5 separate regions of the Homo sapiens genome follow, and all the other regions are linked to region 5. Evidence: chromatin contacts called from ENCODE Hi-C data. All regions are on one chromosome and are shown on one strand. The core of a region is the stretch at or near the end of the contact, and the rest is flanking DNA. Distances in the headings are between cores, read along the strand shown. Region 1 overlaps ANTXR2 (ANTXR cell adhesion molecule 2). Region 2 has its middle 58 kb from the start of PRDM8-AS1. Region 3 has its middle 90 kb from the start of RASGEF1B. Region 4 has its middle 22 kb from the start of RASGEF1B. Region 5 overlaps CFAP299 (cilia and flagella associated protein 299).

What was found. A loop is a pair of places that touch in the nucleus more often than their neighbours do. Pooled maps may share reads with other maps.
Region 1: a loop to region 5 is called in a map with no recorded cell type, with 15 times the contacts of the local background. The contact joins two enhancer-like sites. A Hi-C loop is called at or near these places in 7 of 37 single-sample maps with no recorded cell type and 5 of 50 pooled maps.
Region 2: a loop to region 5 is called in a pooled map, with 5 times the contacts of the local background. The contact joins two enhancer-like sites. A Hi-C loop is called at or near these places in 2 of 37 single-sample maps with no recorded cell type and 3 of 50 pooled maps.
Region 3: a map with no recorded cell type shows a loop between it and region 5 (18-fold over the local background). The contact joins two enhancer-like sites. A Hi-C loop is called at or near these places in 3 of 37 single-sample maps with no recorded cell type and 4 of 50 pooled maps.
Region 4: a map with no recorded cell type shows a loop between it and region 5 (9-fold over the local background). The contact joins two enhancer-like sites. A Hi-C loop is called at or near these places in 4 of 37 single-sample maps with no recorded cell type and 2 of 50 pooled maps.

The regions. Positions count from the first base shown.
Region 1 is chr4:80,057,466-80,060,165 of GRCh38, forward strand. The region is part of intron 3 of ANTXR2 (ANTXR cell adhesion molecule 2); the gene reads right to left. Among named protein-coding and RNA genes, the nearest start is that of ANTXR2, 14 kb to the right of the region's middle. Within about 2 kb of position 1,431, at least 7 of the 41 ENCODE cell types and tissues checked have a DNase peak (open chromatin) inside an H3K27ac peak, as active enhancers do.
Region 2 is chr4:80,137,804-80,140,503 of GRCh38, forward strand. No RefSeq gene overlaps it. Among named protein-coding and RNA genes, the nearest start is that of PRDM8-AS1, 58 kb to the right of the region's middle. Within about 2 kb of position 1,313, at least 5 of the 41 ENCODE cell types and tissues checked have a DNase peak (open chromatin) inside an H3K27ac peak, as active enhancers do.
Region 3 is chr4:81,560,949-81,563,648 of GRCh38, forward strand. No RefSeq gene overlaps it. Among named protein-coding and RNA genes, the nearest start is that of RASGEF1B, 90 kb to the left of the region's middle. RefSeq lists an enhancer at 1,587-1,756. Within about 2 kb of position 1,308, at least 6 of the 41 ENCODE cell types and tissues checked have a DNase peak (open chromatin) inside an H3K27ac peak, as active enhancers do.
Region 4 is chr4:81,492,884-81,495,583 of GRCh38, forward strand. No RefSeq gene overlaps it. Among named protein-coding and RNA genes, the nearest start is that of RASGEF1B, 22 kb to the left of the region's middle. RefSeq lists an enhancer at 741-1,940. Within about 2 kb of position 1,433, at least 6 of the 41 ENCODE cell types and tissues checked have a DNase peak (open chromatin) inside an H3K27ac peak, as active enhancers do.
Region 5 is chr4:80,875,354-80,878,053 of GRCh38, forward strand. The region is part of intron 4 of CFAP299 (cilia and flagella associated protein 299); the gene reads left to right. Among named protein-coding and RNA genes, the nearest start is that of BMP3, 150 kb to the right of the region's middle. Within about 2 kb of position 1,403, at least 3 of the 41 ENCODE cell types and tissues checked have a DNase peak (open chromatin) inside an H3K27ac peak, as active enhancers do.

The sequences.
Region 1 (2,700 bases), core at 181-2,680, 820 kb before region 5:
TTATCAGGCAAGTTTTCCATCTCATAAAGTTTCCAGGTAACAGAAGACAATGTTCAAGGTATGACCCTAATCCTTCTCTTTCCTGGTTCACTCATCTCTATTAACTCTTGCTAATTGTCTTTTTAAATATTTGGTTTAAAGTCTACCTATTCTGAACCATTCTTTAAGTTCATTACACTCTTATTCTGAGTCACCCCAAGCTTTCTAGTCATACTCATATTCATGTTTTACCATAATAAAAAAAAGTTCTCTCCTAAAAACATTCAACTTTCTAATAATTTAACTAATTTAATTTAAATATTCACTTTTCAACTACACTGAAAGTTTACATTAGGCTATTACCATGTCTTTTATTTATGCTGTATTCCCCTGCTCTGTACTTATTATAATGTCATTTGCAAAGTAAGTGTTCAATAAATTTTTCAATATATCATAAAAAAATTATAATTCCAAGGATGATAGCATAAGTTATGTAATTCATAAGCTTGTTGTATCTAAAATATTTACGTTTGATAGCTACAGAAACAACTTGAAACTGATTGTGTCTGAATGCAGATAAAAGTCAAATATTTGGTGCTTTTCAGAAATGAGTGGCAGTGTGTCTTTGAGCATTAGTGTTTGCTGCCAACAAGTGAAATGCAAGTTTACACAAACAGATTTTGCATAAGACAGCCTTCTCCATTCAGTTCAAATCAGCTCACCATTGCTGCTGAGTCCCAGACAACACCAGCACAAGACTTTAAGCTAAAGGAACTTCCCAAACGTGGATTCAAGGTTTTTTTTTGTACAGTCAGGTATCTGCTAGCTTATTACACTGGAAGAGAGACAGCAGTTTGCGGTTTTTCTATCTGTACCTATACCTGCACCATAAGATTCCAAGCTCCACTCAATCCCATCATTACTTTTGCAGCTGCATGATCCTAAGAGGAAAGTGCTCCTTTTCCATAGCCAAGAAAAACACATGTGAGTCCTGGCCTTGTACTCCCTTCAGGGTAACTACCTGAAGTCTGTCAGCCTCTTATCAATCAACAAGGTATCACTTTAGGGGAAACAAAGGCCAAAACAAGACAGGGCAGACAGATCTCAGACCCTTGAAGAATCCCAAGCAACTGAAAATAAATATTAAGTTTTTCAATTGGTAAACAGTTAACGGTGAAAAAGCAAAATAATGTGGTAGGTTAAAAACAGAAATCATTCATCCCCACTGTAATGTTAAAAAAAAAAGCCTCTAAATGAAAGCGAAAATGACTAAAATTTTAAGAACAAGAAGAAAGAAAGGTTATGTTATAAAGATAAGTTCAACTCCTTGAATTCAACATCTTAGAAGATCAGCTTCACTGAGTTTGGCTTTCAAGTTATGTCTTCAACTACAGGGAACAGCAATATTGAAACTACTTTGTATTTGTTGTGAAGCAGTTGTCAAGGATGCTGCTGTCATGACACGCATCGTCCCCTATAACATTTCAAAGCAGAAGTTTCTTTGTCACCCCCAAGTAGTTGCTATGTACTTCCTCTTTTCTGCACTTGACAACCATGCAAACTTATTTCTTGTCCTGACTACTGGGGAAGCCCACAGTAAATTTCTTACTCATTCACAAAATTCTGTTAAGTTCATGTGGTTATCATAGTGTTTCATCCCCTTTTCCAAAATTTTAGCACTCTTCTTTTTATATTTTATTAATTTTCTGCAACACTATTAATTTCTATGCAGCCTCAAATACTTTTTTGAAAGAGACAGGAATTGAACAAACAAAATGTTATATTAAAGCCCTGGTTTTCTTTAATTGAGAATTGGGGGACCAAATTCCATTATCAACTGGAGGGAAAAAGAGAAAGAGAGGAGGCACACAAACACCATATATATATATATGGTGTTTTCCTCGCTTTCATTTAGAGGCTTCATATATATTGGAGACAGAGTTTCACTCTGTCACCCAGGCTGGAGTGCACTGGCACAATCATAGCTCACTGCAACTTCAAACCCCTGGACTCATGCAACCCTCCCACCTCAGTCTCCCAAGTAGCTGAGACTACAGGCATATACCATTATACCAGGCTACTTTTAAATTTTCTATAGAGATGTGGTCTCACTATACTGCTCAGGATGGTCTTGAACTCCTGGCCTCAGGCAAGCCTCTCATCTTGACTTTACAAAGTGCTGGAATTACAGACTTCAGCCACTATGCCCAGGCTTGGCTAATTTTTTAATGTATGAAATTAGCACTTTCAGCTCTATTTGTATCTCCCTAATTTCTTTGCTGAGAAGGGCAGGGAAGGGAAGGAGAGGGGAGAAGAGGAGAGGAGTGAGGAAGGGAAGGGAAAATAGCCACCACAACTGCCATGCACTGTGCCATATCAGTAGCTTTTCTCTGAAACACTTTGGATGTGGAAGGTATGCAAGGCATTATAACTAAAATAAAGATAGACTGAAATCATGGTGTCATAAAACAGTCTGCAGGGAATCCTGAATTGACCAACTAACAATGAAGGCATAATTTTATTTTCAGTATCTCCTACTTTTTCTTTCTACGATGTGTCTGTACAGTACTTGAACTTTCCAATGCACATTGTCTTAACTTTCCAGATTTCAAAGCTCTTTCAGGATTTCAGTCAATGAGTCTACACTCATCTGTTGAGCATCTGTTGTATGTGAACACCGTGATTCTACACAGTGATGTGAGAATTCCTCACACTCAGTCC
Region 2 (2,700 bases), core at 63-2,562, 740 kb before region 5:
CCTTTAATGAACTCCTCCCTGTCCTCATAGAAGAGTTCACAATGATCCCTGTGCTGTAATAGATAACTCCAAGACCATTACTCTGCCGGTATAGTTTGGATTATTTTTTTTCTAAGTGCATTGGCTCATTATTTTATCTTTGTCCCTTTTGTGACTCATATATCAATTTTCCGTCCATGAACGTAGCTTCGTGAAGTCTTTCTGCAGTTTATTTCCATCAGCTTGGCATTTTCATTAACCAGAAGAGCTTAAGGTCACTGGCAAACTTGGGAACTTCAATGTGAACATTTTCTTTTCCACAGTTTATGAAAATGTTAATAAAAGCAGCTTCTGAACCCATCCCTGATACTAAATTATTCAATAGATCACTAAAATAAAACAATTTATGGGGAAGAATTAAACCTTACATGTATTATTTCAGTGTATAACACAGTTTTGAATTAATGTGATTTAGAAAATGGATGAACTAAATCAACTGTTGTAGAAGGTGAAACAATATTTAAAGAGACCTTTAACTTTCCACATTGAGACCCTGTAGAAAATTGCTACCTTTCTCAACAAAAGACAAAAAAGGGACAATCTCCACAGTAGTGAATTTGAGATTCCTCTTGTAGATTCCTTTACTCTTAAACTACTACCACAACAGATCATGTAAGTGCTATGGTCTCTTAAAATTAAGAACCAGTTGTGAATATCAAATCTTTTACTTAATATCCATGAGCACAATAGAGAACAAACTAGAACATTTCAACAAGATTTTATTTAATGCCAGAGGATAACAAAACAAAAATATGCACAGAAAAACCTGGACTTAGAGAATCTGGCCTACAAATTACAACTTTTTTTTCTAGAGCTTAAGTTCCTCATCCCATCCAAATTCTGACTGGCCTCCAAGAAAGAGGTTCTTGTTAATATCCACCCCTAAATAACTTAAGTTTTCACATTCAGTTTCCTCCCTGGGGACTGCCCTCAAAGTCAGTGCAATATAAAGAAAATTTTGACCGGATCGGTGGAGAGATGGATAGGTAGTAGACACATACATACATATATAGATACATAGATAAATAGATTAAAATAAATTAGATATCTAAAAATAGATATAGATTAAAACAAAAATACAGACATACAGATATATCTGACAGTTCTGGAATTTGAAAGCATTGCAAATGATTGTTTAGTTATACCAAGCCAACAGTTAAGCCACATATTGATGGGATGAATGTGGCAAATGTTTTTCTTCTTTTTAATATTTTCTGAATCATACTTGGAGCAGATGCTTTGTAAGCCTTGTACCACATCCTGTCAGTTCACATGAGGGTTTCAGCTGCAGCTGTGGTGGAAAGACAGATCTTGTGCAAGCTGCAGGCATCTTTACCTGTCTCAAACTTCTGCTCTTGCCACCCCACCTTTCTTCATTATGCTGCCACAGGAGGCAGCCCAGAAGTTGGGGGAAGTTAACCCTCCACCAATTGAGGAGAGTCAATAGAAAAAGGACCCTGTCCCCTGTCCTCCCAGTCTCCTGGTCCTTTGGAGTGATAATTGTGAGTGCATTTTACATGGCTCCTGAGAGGATCCCCAGTAGGATCAAGCTCCAGTTGTACATACCAACACAATAATACATCACTTACCAACTTTCCATCATTTCTTGCCTCATTCTCCTCATTTTAAGCCATGATTCCTCCCCACCACTACCAAATAAACTGACATAATTCAAAGTTATGTCTCAGATTCTGCCTAAGGAAACCCAAATTAATACAGTATCTGTATATCAGATTGAACAACACACTTCTCATTAAACAGTACATTTTACCACCTGAAAAAAATGACAAATTATCATAATAGCATTTAGCAATGATAACCATGGGTATCATGAACGCCATTAACAAATAAAAGAAAAACAGTGTTCACCCATTAAGAATGATATTGTAAGGAGCTGAAATCATAGAATGATGGAAAGTATAACACAGTTCTGCCAAAGTTGTGAAAATATGTGCTTGTTGTGGTAAAAAAAAAAAATGCAAATCTAACTCTAGATATAAAATTGTGGAAGGGGAACTATATTCATGACGAGAAGTTACATAACATCACAATAGTCGTCATTTGTGAGTAACTACATTCAAATCAGAAAAGCCTTGTAAATTTTAAGCTATGTTCTTATGGTTTAAAGGTACAACAATGTTGGGATGGGAGTAATAAACAGCACCCTCTTTCATAGCCTCATTTTGGACTAATTAAGAAGAATCAAGCAGACAGAAATTTAAATATCCCTTTTATTACTTTGAATGCCCCACAGGTTAGGGCCTTTTCTCATATTTACTCATTCAGTCACAGAAAAACTGGCTACCGTAAGCATCCCGAAGTGGAAGGTTTGCCCTGTAAAACTTATGCCAGGAGGAACCAAACTTCTCTGTGCAGCTAGATCGCAAAAGAAATAAGAGATGTGAGGACTAAAATACACCTTCCTAGTTCCTCCTTCCAAACTCAGCTTTTAAAGAAGTCACTCTTTCTTCTGTAATGAGGAGTAAGGAAGAGGATCATGAATGTCACCATGGGAAGAGGCCATGAATGTCATACTAGTTAGTACTCTCCATGTAGAATGAGACTCAGGCCTGGGGAAAGAGCAAGCTGTCAGCCCCCAGCAGACTGGACAGTGGTTGCTATGGATCTGTCACCAGATGAATTATCCCACAATCTCCTACA
Region 3 (2,700 bases), core at 58-2,557, 690 kb after region 5:
TGTTACATAGGTAAACATGTGCCATGGAAGTCTGCTGCACCTATCAACCCGTCATCTAGGTTTTAAGCCCAGCATGCATTAGCTATTTTTCCTAATGCTCTCCCTCCCCCAACCCCACCCCCAACAGGCCCCAGTGTGTGTTGTTTCCCTCCCTGTGTCCATGTGTTCTTATTGTTCAGCTCCCACTTATGAGTGAGAACATGCCATGTTTGGTTCTCTGTTGCTGTGTTAGTTTGCTGAGGATAACGGCTTCCAGCTTCATCCATGTCCCTCCCTGTAAAGGACATGATCTCATTCTATTTTACGGCTGCATAGTATTCCATGGTGTATATGTATCACATTTTCCTTATCCAGTATATTGATAGGCATTTCTATTGATTCCATGTCTTTGCTATTGTGAATAGTGCTGCAATGAACTTACACATGCATATATCTTCTTAATAGAATGATTTATATTTCTTTGGGTATATACCCAATAATGGAATTGTTGGTTCAAATGATATTTCTGGTTCCAGATCTTTGAGGAATAGCCACACCATCTTCCACAATGGTTTAACTAAGTTACATTCCCACCAACAGTGTAAAAGTGCTCATACTTCTCCACAACCTTGCCACCATCTGTCGTTTCTTGACTTTTTAAAAATCACCGTTCTGACTGGCGTAGATATACGTACAAGCATACATTCACATATGGGAGTCCTGGATCATGGTTTAGGATGCATTTCTTTTGTGGGTTATAATCAAAAAAGATTCAAAAATGCTAATCTAGGCCCAGCCTTGGAGGGCTCTGTGGCTATTAAACAGCTTGAAGCATAAGCAACCATGTAGAAAGATGCCGAATTTGGGGCAATGTCTTTGCAGGAGCACCATGTCCATAACCATACCAAAAACATGCTTGGCAAAATAGAGAGGTGCTTTGGATTGCCTTGAACTAGCTACTCATTAAGAAGTATTTGGTGACTCTGTTCTCTTTACAAGCCATCTGTATTGCCAGTCTCATTTGACAGCCTTTCTACTCAAAGGCCCCTAATTATTTAATTACTAATAGTAAGTTGATAGGAATTTATAACAAAAAATTTCAATTGACCTCTGATAGTAGGTGACAACATTTATTTCTATTATAAGAAAATTCCTTGGGAAATTCTACTTTGAAATTTGGACTCAGATGTTTAATACCTTTTAGGCAGTACATTCACCTAAGGAAGGTATTGTTTGAGGAAGCAGACATTGTTAAATACCTTTCCTTCCAAATTACTCAGAATGATAAAGAGCTAGGTCCCCTTGCAGGCATATACATTCACTTGGTGTTTCCTATATTGCCTGGAGTTTCTGCTTTCACTTCTATTTCAAGCATCCTTCCTGTACGTAAAAACAGGGGGTTCCTACAAAGGAGGAAATGAAACCAGCAGCTGTAATCATGAAAATGAGAAAGTATTTTTTCCCTCCAACCTGTATAAATGGTGGAGTCTATGTCATAACTGAAGAATATTCTTCCTATATCAGCTTTTTCAGATCAACATTCTAATGTTGACTCTCTTTGAGATTCTAACCAGGAGTAGCACCTTGTGCTTATCTACAGCCTCCTCATGGAACCAAATCATTTCATTTTACAAATGAAGAAACTGAGGCCTAGGTAAGCTTGTCACTAGCCCAAGTTCAGAAAACCTGTTACTGGGAGATCTGACATGGTGAAAGTGTTCCACAGCAGACTGGTTATATTACACTAACTTATTGCATTTAGACTCTTTTTCAAGGATGCCTTAAATCTTTGAGAGAAGTGTAATACCTGACTCAGGTATTTTAAATCTATTATTGAGTCTCCACATGGAAGTTTCTCCTCTTACTGAAAATCATGCTAGATGGGTACAACTAATAAATCCTAATACATTTAATAAGTGATATAATATGACCTTAAATTCCTTGCTATAGTTTCCATGTACTTCAGAAACAGAGGAATAAAAGCTATATTTTCTTTCTCAAGATATCTGTGAGGAAGATCAATGGTGAGTAGATTTCCCTCTAGTATGGACATTCTGTGAACAAAATTCTCTTTATCCATTTGGATGCCATGAAGTAATATATTACCAATAAATATAAAAACAATACACCTGGTTTAAGTATAAGGCTTGAATCACTGCTACTTCAAAAGGAGTCGAAGGATTTTATTTATAGGTTGGAGAATACAGGAGATTCAGAAAAGGAATAGCCTTTTAAAAATCATTATTTCGAATGAGAAAAGGAAGACAAAGTTTAAAATAAGCAAGATGAGAGAGAAAAAACTTTTTGACATCTGAGTAAACAAAACAACCTCAGATGTCTTTGATTAGTGTTTTCACACAGGGTGCTGTCAAGAAAGTTTCCATCCAAATGAATTCTATTTTTTAGTTCATATCTTTGTAAAATACATCTTGCTAGAAAAATGAATTTATCTTGTATAATTTATACAATATGGTTAAAACTGACAAAAGAAAATAAAATATTAAGGCAAAATTAAAACAATCTGGTAAAAAAAATTATGTTCAAATATCAAATACATAAATTCACAAAATAAGTGGAAAAATCTAAATACACTGATATGTACAATGACCAATAAATATACACATTGACATATACCCTTTCAATATACTAGGCAATAATTGAGCTCTTAATGGAGATTATGTTGCAAAGCAAAAATATTTATGATATGTAGAGATGTTACAA
Region 4 (2,700 bases), core at 183-2,682, 620 kb after region 5:
TTTTAAAGATACTGAGCAAATTTTAACCATGTGGAGGAATGCTATAGAAAGAGAAGGATTTAGGGTATAGTTATACTTCTATTTGTTTGAATTTGACTTTGGCCAAATCCTAAGAACAGAATGAAAAAAGGTGTATGACTCATACGTGATTGCCACAATTCTACACCTGTAGCTTCAAATAAAAAGGAGTCAAGAATGAGTATCTTCTTGAAAAAAAAAAAGATAACCAGAGCAAATTTAGGAAATGATGAATATACACTTATTTACTGTACTGTTACTAAGTGAAAATCACTAATAATCCAATAGAAAATCAGAAAAAGACATAAACATACAGTTTGTACCTGAAAAGGCTTTTATACTGATAAAAAAGGGTCACTCTCACTCACAATAGCAAAATTGTAAATTAAAACTAATTCTGAGATCTTTTCCTTTAACTCATAAGATTTCCTTTAACTCATAAGAAAATCTACCATAGTGGAGGAATACGAATGCATATATGTTTTGATCAAATAATACCAACTAAGGAAAATTATTGTATAGATACCTTCCACTCATTATGTGAAATATCACATAAAGAACATTACTCATTCCATTATGAGAAAAGATTAGAAGCAACTATCCATCATTAGTGAATTCGATGAATAAATTGTATTTATTTAATAAATAAAATGTAATAACAGAATCAAACACTTTGCAGTATAATAGGAAACCACAGGGACACTACGTATTGATATGGAATGCTAATATATTGTTTAGTGAAAAAATATATAGAATCATTATGTAGAGTATCCTACAATATATATAAAAGAGGGAGACCAGGTATGATGACTCACATCTGTAATCCCAACATTGTGGGAGGCTGAAGCAGGAGGATCACTTGAGACCAGGAGTTAGAGAGCAGCCTGGGCAACATAGTAAGAAAAAAATGTTTTAAAAAATTAACTGGATGTGGTGGTGCATGCCTGTAGTCCCAGCTACTCAGGAGGCTAAGGTAGGAGAATCACTTGAGCACAGGTCTTACTCTGGGAGGCAGAACAAGACCCTGTTTTTGTTCGTTTGTTTGTTTGTTTCTTTGTTTATAAAAGGAAACAAGAAGGAATATATATTTGTACTGTAATATTTTATACATGAAAAATTGGGGTCAGATAAATAAGGAACTGGTAAGTAGTTAGCTATTTAGGGGAGGGGATGGGAACTTGGTGGGTGTAAGACAGTGGGTGGGAGAAACAGGAAGGAAACTTTTCACAAGACAGTTTGTCATATTTTATTGTGTTTGAACAGCATAAATATAGCACATATTCAAAAATCTAAAAATTTTGGAAAATCCCTATCAAAAGCCATGGGAAATGCATGTTTTTAAGTAGAAAGTATCCCAGACAGTCTTATATCCCTTATTCTTGCTGTGGAGTTTCAGAATCAATTCTATTACTTACCAGTTTCGCTAAAAATGAAACTGAAACTCTGCATACTTCTCATATACTTAGTCCTAAAAATAGACTCAGGGAAAAAACTCAGAAAAAAAACCTTCTCATGATAATTTTCAATATTGATTTTTGTTGCTTTACAGAATTACAAAGTTTTAGATTACACTTAAACATGCACTATTTAAAGCCAAACAGACCACTGTTGAAAGATATCCAAACCAAGGCATGTGCTTACATGATACTGAAGTAATGGTGTCAAAGTAAAATTAATCTTTTTCTCCCATCAAGCTCTCCATGGAATCCAAGAGAGGGAAACGCTATCTCACACAATGATGGAGAAAATTTCATCTAAGAAAATAAGGAATTATTATTATTATTATTATTATTATTATTATTATTATTATTATTTGAGACGGAGTCTCGCTCTGTCGCCCAGGCTGGAGTGCAGTGGCCCGATCTCAGCTCACTGCAAGCTCCGCCTCCCAGGTTCATGCCATTCTCCTGCCTCAGCCTCCCGAGTAGCTGGGACTACAGGCGTCCGCCACCACACCCGGCTACACCCGGCTAATTTTTTGTATTTTTAGTAGAGACAGGGTTTCACCGTGTTAGCCAGGATGGTCTCAGTCTCCTGACCTTGTGATCCGCCCACCTCGGCCTCCCAAAGTGCTGGGATTACAGGCGCGAGCCACCGCGCCCGGCGGAATTATTTTTTCACAGGCAAATCAATAAGATAAAAAGTAACTGTGGTTTGCTCATTTGCCTCTTAGCATCTACTACTTTGGGTTATCACTTATCTTTGTGCATGGATTCTATTACAAAAAAGTATGGGACTGTTATCATTAGCACTTTGTCCAGTGCAATGCATACGATAGATGCACCATAAAAGCCTGACCTACCACAGTGAAATATATGGGTTCTAGGGTCTCTGTGACCTTGACAAGTCAAACATTCTTTCTCTGGCTTAGCTCTCAATTTCTTTATCTGGAGGTGGAGTGCCTAACTTGGGATACCTCACAATGTTGATATAGTGGCCAAATAACACAATAAATGTAAAAGACTTTGGAAAGTATAAATGAAAGTTGTACTACTGTTACTGCAATTATGACACAGATATAAACAGATAGGGCAGAGGGGGGAAAAAGCTGATTCCAGAACATGCTTCATGGAGTCTCACTCCTACAGAAGAGCAAAAGGAAACCTAGGTAGGTTAAGTAACTTGCTCAAAATCAAGTAGCCAGTCAGAAGTAGAAGTGAAGACAAATTCTCATTCACATGT
Region 5 (2,700 bases), core at 153-2,652:
CTTTAAACTTATAAGATCTCTCATCTTGCCGGGCGCGGTGGCTCACGCCTGTAATCCCAGCACTTTGGGAGGCCGAGGCGGGTGGATCACAAGGTCAAGAGTTCGAGACCACCCTGGCCAACATGGTGAAACCCCGTCTCTACTAAAAATACAAAAAAAAATTAGCTGGCCATGGTGGCAGGTGCCTGTAATCCCAGCTACTTGGGAGGCTGAGGCAGGAGAATCGCTTGAACCTGGGAGGCGGAGGTTGCGGTGAGCCAAGATCGCGCCATTGCACTCCAGCCTGGGCAAAAAGAGTGAAACTCTGTCTCAAAAAAAAAAAAAAAAAAGATCTCTCATCTCAACTGTCATCCAGAATTAAACTGCAGCTGCTTCCTCAGATGGGGCATATTTTTACTAGATTAACACAGACTTCACTAACCACATATAGTGATACCACCATCACCCTTGAGTTACTCATGCATAGTACCTGCTAGCTTCTTTTAGGCATTTGAGTTTGTGACTTCTGGTTTAAACTGCTATCTTAGATTCTAGAGGTCATATTTTCTGTTAGCCTAGTCATGATATTCTTTGCTCACCCACTACGTGTGAGTTTATTTCAGCCCTTGGTCTCCCTCAGGTTGTTCCATACCGTGGTTACAAGGTTGAACTGCGTCAGTCTGAGATGATTATGATGATGATTTAAAAACAATGATGATGTTAACTGAGCACTTACTGTGCATAGTACTAATTAATAACTAAAGCACTGTACTAAATAATTTATATATTACATATTATATATAAATATTATATATTACATTTATAAATATTATATTATATATAATATTTCATTTTCTCTTTACAACAACCTTATAGGTTAGGGACCTGATATGGTTTGGCTGTGTCACCACCCAAATCTCATCTTGAATTGTAATCCATATAATCCTCACATGTCACGGGAGGGACCTGATGGAAGGTAATTGAATCATGGGGGCAGTTTTCTCCATACTGTTCTCAGGATAGTGAGTGAGTTCTCACAAGATCTGATGGTTTTATAAGCAACTGGCATTTCCCCTGCTGGCACTCATTCTCTCTCCTGCTTTCCTGGGAAGAGGTGCCTTCTGCCATGATTGTAAGTTTCCTGAGGCCTCCCCAGCCATGTGGAACTGTAAGTTAATTAGACCTCTTTTCTTTATAAACTTCCCAGTCTTGGGTGTTTCCTTATAGCAATATAATAATGGACTAATACAAGACCTTTTTCACATTTTAACACTTAAAAAACCTGTATCATTAAAGTGTTAGCTGGCTTAACCAAAGTTATATACAGACACATACATATGTACAACCAGAAATCCAGGACCAAACAGAGATCACTGCCATTATTTTTTTTAATTCAGTACATTATTCCATTTAAGACTTTGACATGTAAAGATGTCACTTTTGACCTCAAATCCATATCCCAATCCTTCCCAGGTCATATTTTTTTTTGTCAGAAGTGTGTCTCCTGTGACAAGACCTAATTTAGGAATATTTTTCAGAACTTTAAGCAATCCTGCTGTCCACAGTTAAGACTAGGAAATTTTGGCCATCCTGTACCCACCCTTGCCACTTCCTTCTTTCATTGAGCTTGGCAGAAAACACCCCTTTGTACTTAACCAGGCTTTCATTTTCAGTCACTGTGAGTAAGAATTATAGTGTCCCCACAGCTTTGTGTGTGGAAGAGCTCTGAACAGAATTAAAAGTGACCTGTAATTGTGGTTTCAGCCTAAAAGTCTTTAGGGAAACATTGGCCCTGACTTGTTGAACCTCAGTTATGTCCCAGGATACTTTTAGAATCTACTCATATCCTCTGAACTGTGGTTCAAAAAAATTTTGTAATATCTACTTGGAATTCTTTTACAGATAAATTTAATTTTCCAATACTTAACTCATTTTAGCTTCTCTTTATTCCAAGCTAAATATTAAGTACTGTCTCTCATGGAAAATTCAGAAATAGAGCAGAGATCCCAAAAGCCATATACTGTGCATATAACCCATAAACTAGGACTAACAATTCCTACTGAATCCTTACTAGAGTATCTGTCTGTGTCATCTAATGACAGAAATTATTCATGCACAGTTTGGTCCATTGCTTTAAAAGAAAAAGTCAGAATCCCAGAGCAATCACTTGGTAGTTTCTTTAGTTGTCTAGAATGTGTTTCCTTGAAGATTGTGTCTCTGGATAAACCTTAAGTGAATAATTAGAGATCTCACAAAACCTCTAGTTTATTGACACTGACTGTGGTTAAGACAGGATTACTCTACATAAGATTTTTTCCAACTTTTTAAAATTTTTGGTCAAAAATACACAACATAAAATTTCAGTTTAACCGTTTAAAGTGTACAGTTGAGTGACATTAAATACATTCAAATTTTTGTGCAACTTTTTCAACTTTTTATTATTAATTTTTTTTAAGTTTTGGAAAAGTTCAAAGAATAGTACAATGAAGGCTAATATACTCACAACCTAGACAAAACAATTGTTAACATTTTTCCAAACTTGCTTCAATTCTCTTTTGGTATTTTGGTGTGTGTTTATTTGTGTCTATGTTTGTACTATTTGAAAGTAGCTTACAGATTTCACCTTAAAATATTTCATCTTGCGTCTCATGAGTATAAGGACATCCTCCTACATAACATCACCATTATTTTAGATAAAAATTCATAATTATTTTCTACTGT